2 separate regions of the Homo sapiens genome follow, and region 1 is linked to region 2. Evidence: read pairs that join two places in POLR2A ChIA-PET (ENCODE). Cell type or tissue: OCI-LY7. All regions are shown on one strand. Links, peaks and the distances in the headings refer to the core of each region. The heading gives the core; the rest is flanking DNA.

The links. Peaks named below come from ENCODE experiments on the same cell type or tissue, not always from the same donor. Only the 100,000 strongest peaks of a DNase experiment are listed, where the experiment ranks them.
Region 1: POLR2A ChIA-PET joins it to region 2 with 7 read pairs; 1 of 35 experiments calls an interaction of 5 or more read pairs at or near these places.

Annotation. Positions count from the first base shown.
Region 1 is chr14:89,879,939-89,884,333 of GRCh38, forward strand. All of the region lies in intron 5 of EFCAB11 (EF-hand calcium binding domain 11), which reads right to left. Among named protein-coding and RNA genes, the nearest start is that of EFCAB11, 73 kb to the right of the region's middle. RefSeq lists a silencer at 2,102-2,221. In OCI-LY7, for the core only: no CTCF peak of the experiment used is centred there; DNase peaks (open chromatin) are centred at 2,133 and 3,043; H3K4me3 peaks cover 904 bases; H3K27ac peaks cover 2,761 bases.
Region 2 is chr14:89,460,533-89,464,927 of GRCh38, forward strand. It overlaps a transcript of FOXN3 not described here. Among named protein-coding and RNA genes, the nearest start is that of FOXN3-AS1, 45 kb to the left of the region's middle. RefSeq lists an enhancer at 2,487-2,986. In OCI-LY7, for the core only: no CTCF peak of the experiment used is centred there; a DNase peak (open chromatin) is centred at 2,059.

The sequences.
Region 1 (4,395 bases), core at 158-4,157, 420 kb after region 2:
CAAACCTGTTCTATCAAAAATGCCAAATATATGTGTGGGTACGCATGTCAGCATTGGTATATCCTCTTTTAAGATTTGGCCTATTAATAGTTTTTCAGTTTCCATTTATTCTAAATGTTGTGAGTATACCTTTCTTAGTATTTACTGTATGACTCGGCTATGTTCTGAACATTTGTGTCTCCCTAAAATTCATATGTTGAAACCTAATAACCAATGTGATGGTATTAGAAGGTGGGGCCTTCATAAGAGTAGGTCACAGGGAAGAGCCTTCATGAATGGGATTGGTGCCCAAGAGGCCCCAGAGCACTCCCTTGTTCCTTTCCACCATGTGACACACCATTCCATGAACCAGGGAACAGGCCCTAACCAGACACTGAATTTGCCAGTGAGTGCCCTGATCTTGGACTTCCCAGCCTCCAGAAGTGTGAGAAATAAAATTCTTTTGTTTATAAGCTACCCAGTCTATGAAGTTTTGTTATAGCAGCTCAAAGGGACTAAGACGAACTGCATTCTCCTGAATACTGGACTGCATAGGCAGATGAAGGTGCTCAAGTTAACTGATGTCATATTAAAAGAGTCTTAAGAATATTTCAAATTGATCCTAAACTGAGACTTCACTTCCGTTTTTCTTTTCTTTTGAAGGTGTTTTATAATTAGTTGAAAAATAATGAAATCGAAATAAAATAGAAAAAATAAATACTAATTACTTCACAGAAAAAAAATGATAAAAACACACCAGCTGTGTCAGTCTATAAGCTCTACGACCTCTTGAGAGGCAGTTAGTGTAGCTGTTAAGAGCGGACTTTGGGGTTAGTCTGCTTGGTACTTATCTTGGTTATTTCACTAAAATTAAACTAATATTACTTGTGGGACAGTACAGCACAGTGGTTAAAAATACTAACTCTGGAGTCATACCACCTGGGTTTGAATTCTCACTTAACCACTTACATAGATGCCTACATGCACATGGAAAGTTACTGTGCTTCTGCATCTCATCTTCCCCATCTATAAAATGGGGAAAGGATAGAAGTCAGAACCATGGTCCATCAGGTCCACTGATGGGTGGTACCACAGAAATCACAAACACACGTCACCCTCTCCTGTGGTCTCTGCAGGCACCCTGAAGTGACTATCCCAATTACTCTGCATTCTTATTACCCTATTTATTTATTTATTTATTTATTTTGCATTTAGAACAACTGGTGATTATATGGTTGTTATCATTGGTTTAGTTTACTTGATACTGTTTTGCCATTTAATGTTACAGAACAAAATTGTCTACTTCACACCATATCCCCAACTGCCTAGCTCAATGTAAGCAAGTAACAGTTGCCTCAATAAGTCCTTGTTAAAAGAAGTAAAAGGCTGAATAACTGAGCTCTTCATCAACCCCCATATTTAGAGATACACAAAAATCTCAGTTTCTCCAAAATCCACTCTCTACCCATCAATAAAATTTTTATCTAAACTATTTTTAGAGCTACTTATATTTTTGGTCTACTTTATGACTTGGCATATATATATATATTCTTTTTTTTTTTCTTTGTCACCCAGGCTGGAGTGCAGTGGTATAATCTCGGCTCACTGCAAACTCTGCCTCCCAGGTTCAAGTGATTCTCCTGCCTCAGCCTCCTGAGTGGCTGGGATTACAGACATTCACCACCACACCTGGCTAATTTTTGTATTTTTAGTAGAGGCGGGGTTTCACCATGTTGGCCAGGCTGGTCTCAAACTCCTGACCTCAGGTGATCTACCCACCTTGGCCTCACAAAGTGCTGGGATTACAGGCATGAGCCACTGTGCCTGGCCTGGAACTAATATATTTTCAAATTCTACTACCAACTATACAAAATCTGTTCTAAATTTTACTTGTCTTAAATTTTCCTTCATTAAAGAGTAAAGGTATGAAGTTGACAGTGTGCATGCACTTGAACAAAAATAATTTCAAACCTGGGTCTACAACCAAGATCAGTAGCATTAAACATAGGAGCATGTATGCTTAGGGTTACATAAGCAATGTAGTATTACTATAATCAATTAACAGAACTTTGACTTCTATTTATAATGCTTCCAAAAACTGGTTTGCTCAAGAGCACCTGTGTGGAGCTATACTGGTTTTCTAATCCCACTTCCCCTTTCAAACACCTTTTTTCTACTTTACAAAAGAAAGGCACATTTCTTACCTAACATGAATCTTACAATCATGCATTGCCTGAGTGTTGAAAAACTTCCTGGGTGCCAGAGGGACGAATAAAATATTGGTATCTGTGAAGACTTTATTCAATGCATTATAAACTCTTCATTGAGAGGTTCAAATACTACCTTGTCTTATTATTTGTTTCTGTTAAGGGTGAAGCACAATGGGAAATGTATGTGCGGCATATGTTGAGATGGTCTAAATTCAAATATGTTATAGAATACTGATCATTTTGATATAGTGACTTTGACTCTTTCCCCACCATGGACAAAGAATGCACTGCCCTGGGAGAAACTCCTACAAAAGGAAGCCAAGAGATCATCTGTGAGAAACCATCTGTGATGTTTCATTTCATCCAGGTGAAAAACCTACAGCAAGTTTCTATGACTTCTCTCACTCTCTCTCTTTTTTTTCTCTCTCTATCCATTCACTCATCTACTCACCTTAAAATAAGGTTGCTTAAGATTTATATAAGCAATGATGGGAAATACCGATTTCCTACAGAGTGTACCTTCTTTGAATTTTCACTGTTCTTAGGAACAAGAAAAGGCCTGGTGAATGTTCTACCCACCTCTCAGTCTGTGGCTCAGTTACATATAATATACAATTTAAAGAAGGCAGAGCTAAAAAGTCCTACAGCTACCGCTATGGTTTGGATGTTTGTCCCCTCAGACCTCCAGCTGAAATTTGATTCCCAGTGTTAAAAGTGGGGCCCAATGGGAGGTGTTTGGGTCCTGGGGGTGGAAAAGTGGGTCCTCATGAACAGATGAATGTGCTCTCTTGGGGTTGAGGGTGAGTGAGTTCTTACTCTATTAGTTCCCACCAGAGCTGGTTGTTAAGAAGAGCCGGGCGCCTCCCCACTCTTTCTTTTGCTTCCTCTCTTGCCGTGTGATCTCTGCACATGCCAGCTCCCCTTTGCCTTCCACCAAGAGTGGAAGAAATCTGAGGCCTCACCAGATGCAAAACGCCCAATCTTGAACTCTCCAGCCATCAGAATTTTTAGCCAAATAACCCTTTTACATTATAAATTATCCAGCTTCAGGTATTCCTTTAAAGCAACACAAATGGACTAAGATAGTTATCTTAACATAATAATATTCTAGTACATCTTTGAATAAAAGAAATTGATATTAGAGGAATGTTTTGTAGTTTCTTGAAAATTTGTTCAGACTCACAAAAGAAATACTGCCATTAAGCTTTGTCAAAAGGTGACTGAATATATAAATATAGTCATCGCTTGGTATCCATGAAGGACTGGTTCCAGGACCTCCCATGAACACTAAAATTCATAGATGCTTAAGTCTTTACTATAAAATATTGTAGTATTTGCATATAACCTAAGCACATCCTCTTGTATACTTTAAATCATCTCCAGATTATTCATAATGCCTAATACATTGTAAATGGCATGTAAACAGTTGTTATACAATATTGTTTAGGAAATAATGACAAAGAAAAAAGTCTGTATATGTTCAGCGTAGATGTAACTTAAAAAAAATATTTTCTGTCCTCAGTTGGTTGAATCCACAGACATGGAACTTGCTGATATAGAGGGCCAAATGTACATTTACTTTTTATTTGGACACAAATGCCAAGTCACCTGTCACTTCTAAACCACTTCTCTGTTCATTTAATTATTCTTCCCAAGTACCTGTTAGATATAGACAAATTTAACAGCATTGTGGAATCTACTACAAATAATGTCCATATAGTCAGGTACAGTGGCTTACATCTGTAATCCAGCTACTCAAGAGATGGAGGTGGGAGACTGCTTGAGGCCAGGAGTTCAAGACTAGCCTGGGCAACAGAGTGAGACCTCATCTCCAAAAAAGTTTTAAAAAACTAGCTGGGCATAGTAGCACATGCCCATAGTCCCAGCTACTCCAGAGGCGGAGGTGGGAAGATTGCTTGAGCCCAGGAGTTTGAGGCTATAGTGAGCCATGCTCTCACCACTGCACTCCAACCTGGGCAACACAGGGAGACTCTGTCTCTAAAAAATAATAAGAAAACAGTAATTTTTAAATGCCCTTAACAAAAAAAAATTATACAATTGTATATCCTCTAAGCCTCACATTTACTAATGGTACAATAGTTCTATTTTTACTATTGGTCTACTGCATATCATCATCACATTAACAGGGTAAAGGAGAAAAATATGATTATGGCAACATGAGCAGAAAAAGCATTTAATAAAAGTC
Region 2 (4,395 bases), core at 125-4,124:
GAACGTTAGCCTGCATCCAGGAGTCACTCCCAGTTTAGATCTGCACGTAGTAGGCATTGCCTTTATCCATCCAAAGGATGGAACATGGAGAAAATTAATTAAGTAGAGTTATCAATCAATCAATCAATCAATCAATTATTCTACAAGTTCCTACCTTGGCTAGGCATTGGGGAATCCACAAAGAGGCATGTCTTTGGTAAAATAAATGAAGACAAATGCCGGGCGCGGTGACTCACAACTGTAATCCCAGCACTTTGGGAGGCCGAGGCGGGCAGATCACCTGAGGTTGGAGTTCGAGACCAGCCTGACCAACATGGAGAAACCCCACCTCTACTAAAATACAAAATTAGTCAGGCATGGTGGCGCATGCCTGTAATCCCAGCTACTCAGGAGGGTGAGGCAGGAGAATCGCTTGAACCCAGGAGGAGGAGGTTGCAGTGAGCCGAGATCACGTCATTGCACTCCAGCCTGGGCAACAAGAGCGAAACTCCATCTTAAAAAAAAAAGGGGGGGGGAGGGGGCTGGGCGCAGTGGCTCACACCTGTAATCCCAGCACTTTGGGAGGCCGAGGCAGGCGGATCACGAGGTCAAGAAATCAAGACCATCATGGCCAACCAACATGGTGAAACCCCATCTCTACTAAAAATACAAAAAATTAGCTAGGCATAGTGGTGCATGCCTGTAGTCCTAGCTACTCGGGAGGCTGAGGCAGGAGAATCGCTTGAACCTGGGATGTGGAGGTTGCATTGAGCCGAGATCACACCACTGCACTCCAGGCCAGGCGACAGAGTGAGGCTCTGTCTCAAAAAAAAAAAAAAATCTCTCAGTCTGCCTGTTGTCTGTCTTCACCTACCAGAATGTATGCACCACCAGAATATACGCACCAGGAGAAGAGGGAACCCTGCAGTTTGCTTAACACTGCATCATATCAGGGTATTTCCCAGCCCATGACACACAAAGAATATTTTCTTGAATGAATAATAAATACACTAATGAACTAACAAAGAAAGCATATCAGAACACCAATGCAGAGAGTAATATTATCCTTGAATCCATTCCAATTTGAAACATAATAATAAAAAGCAAGTCCTTTTCAAAATGTAGCACAATAACTATGATTTGTAGGAAATTACTTGAAATCTACAACATGATGTCTAGAGTAGGAGGCAGAAGGAAAATGGCAGCCCCAGAGCTGGTGTAGTCAGGAGGAGCATCCAGGGGCAACGATCTGGACAGACCTTGAAAGATAGGTAGGATTTAAGCAGGGAGCAAACTAGAAAAGGGGAGAAAAGGGTATTCCAGAACTTGAGGGCCAAAATGAAAGAAAGCCTTGATAGCACCCAGGCATCCAATTCTTAGGGATCCCATATCCTATCAGGAGCAGGACTGGGCACAGGGGGTCTTGGCAGTGCATACGACAGGCCCCTTCTTCTGTGAGCTTCCACTCCAGCTAGTAAAATCAGATTTGTAAATATCGACTTTTGCATTAATAAATTATTTCCTAATTACATGGTAGGAGCTCTGAATACTTGCTGGCTGGAAGGAAATCCAGAAGACTATTTAACATTGATTAGAAAGTTGAGTTTAAGGTGGAAGCAGGAATCTGCCTTTGGGGTAAACCCCTCTATTGTAGGAAGGGCAACCTTGATGGGCTCTCCCAATCATGAGGATAAAAGTCAATTTCTCCTCCTCTTCCTTAGCAGAACTCCTGATATTGGTAAAGTCTTCCAAGGTCAAATACACAGGACTGGGACACTGAGGAATCTGGCTAATACTGTCAAAAGCCACCTCACCAGGAGCATATCATTCCAGTGTAATTTCTTTATTTTAATCATGCCTCCCACCTACCTAAGCCACTATTATTGGAGAATATATCTGGCAAGTTAATAGGAAACACTTAGAGTGTAGGATCTTACTCTATTTTCTGTTGCTTATAACAGAATCCCTGAAACTGAATCATTTATAAAGAAAAGGAATTTATTTCTTACTGTGGTAGACACTGGAAAGTCCAAGGTCAATGGGCCACATCTGGTGAAGGCCTTCTTCCTGATGGGGACTCTGTCTACAGAGGTCCAAGGCAGCACAGGGCATCACATGGCAATGGAGGGGGCTGGGTATGCTAACATGCTTTCTCAGGTCTCTCTTCCTCTTCTTCTTTTTTTTTTTTTTTGAGATGGAGTCTCGCTCTGTCGCCCCGGCTTGAGTGCAGTGGCACGATCTCGGCTCACTGCAACCTCTGCCTCCTGGGTTCAAGCGATTCTCTCACTTCAGCCTCCTGAGTAGCTGGGACTACAGGCGCCCGCCACCACGCCCAGCTAATTTTTTGCATTTTTAGTAGAGACGGGGTTTCACCATGTTAGCCAGGATGGTCTCGATCTCCTGATCTCATGATCCACCCATCTTGGCCTCCCAAAGTGCTGGGATTACAGGTGTGAGCCATCGCACCCAGCCCTCTCTTCCTCTTCTTAAAAAGCCACCAGACCGGCCAGGCGCAGTGGCTGTAATCCCAGCACTTTGGGAGGCCAAGGAGGGCGGATCACGAGGTCAGGAGATTGAGAAGATCTGGCTAACACGGTGAAACCCCGTCTCTACTAAAAATACAAAAAATTAGCCGGGCGTGGTGGCAGGCGCCTGTAGTCCCAGCTACTCAGGAGGCTGTGGCAGGAGAATGGCATGAACCCGGGAGGCAGAGCCTGCAGTGAGCGGACTCCAGCCTGGGCGACAGAGCAAGGCTCTGTCTCAAAAAAAAAAGCCACCAGATCCACTCCCATGAGAACACATTGACCCATTAATGCATTCATGACAGCAGACCCCTCGTGGTCCAATCAGCTCTTAAAGGACCCAGCTTTCAATGTTACCTCATTGGGGATTAAGTCTCCAATACATGAAATTTGGAGGACACTTTCAAACCACAGCAATAAGTTTAAAAGTAAAGATTCACAAGACTGCATGCAGGTTAAGCAATTTTGAAGTATTCCATTCTTACCCATGGCAGGTCTTCCTAGCCAAGTACACTGGGTTCCAATTATCCCCACAGCATTTGGTTCTTCTAGAGCAGAGAGAGTGTATTTTTGAAAAGCCTCCATTCCACAAAAGCATCTGGCTCCTGAGACCTCTTCAGTACAGCCTCAGCCACTGGAGCCTGGGACATGACATCATTGCTTCAGGGCCATAAGTTACTAGGGCTCCCCCAAAAGTTTGGCTGTGGAGACTGGGGAATCAGAGATATGCAGGGGTAGTGGTCTCTCTCTCTTTTTTTTTTTTTTTTTGAGATGGAGTTGTGCTCTTGTCACTCAGACTGGAGTGCAGTGACGCAATCTCAGCTCACTGCAACCTCTGCCTCCCAGGTTCAAGTGATTCTCCTGCCTTAGCCTCCCAGGTAGCTGGGATTACAGGCACATGCCACCACACCCAGTGAATTTTGAATTTTTAGTAGAGGTGGGGTTTCACCATGTTGGCCAGGCTGGTCTTGAACTCCTGACCTCAGGTGATCCACATGCCTCGACCCCCCAAAGTGCTGGGATTACAGGCATGAGCCACCGCGCCCGGCCTGGTAGTGGTCTCTTAGCCCACTGTTCCCTGCCAAGGTAGTGCAGACAGAGTGGATCCCAGTCTCCTCCAGATTTCTCAGCTGAGTAGAGATGTGGCACAAAGGAATAAGGAAGCGTCACGTATAGGAGGGGCCATGAGATTCCTCTACCTTCTTTCTGTTTCCCAGACCTGCCCCATTTCCTAGACCTGGGAGTCCCTAAGCTAACTTGGAGTTTAGAGGCAGCTCAAGTGCCTACTCTACTTGGAGATAGCCTTCCCCTGATTCATGGCCAAGAGCACTCATCCTCTATAGCTCCTTGAAAAGCAATCCTGGTGTCATAGACACATGACCATGGTATCAAGCTATCTTTTCAGCAACAGCAGGAAAACTTCCGAGTGGTTCCCCTTTCCAAGAAACCTTTGCTGAGAAAGCTTCCTTAACTTTGTTTATAAAATGGGCTCTATCCTTTTGCTTAACTTTTCAGTAATATCTGTGATATGGTTTGGCTGTGTCCCCACCCAAATCTCATCTTGAATTGCAGTTCTCATAATCCCCATGTGTCACGGGAGGGACCAAGTTGGAGGTAATTGAATCATGGGGGCAGTTACCCCCATGCTGCTTTTCTGTTTTTGTTTTGTTTTGTTTTGTTTTTGAGACGGAGTCTTGCTCTGTCGCCAAGCTGGGGTACAATGGCACGATCTCAGCTCACTGCAACCTCCACCTCCGGGGCTCAAGCGATTCTCCTGCCTCAGCCTCTCGAATAGCTGGGATTACAGCTGCCCACCACCACGCCCGGCTAATTTTTGTACTTTTGGTAGAGATTGAGTTTCACCATGTTGGCCAAGCTGGTCTCGAACACCTGA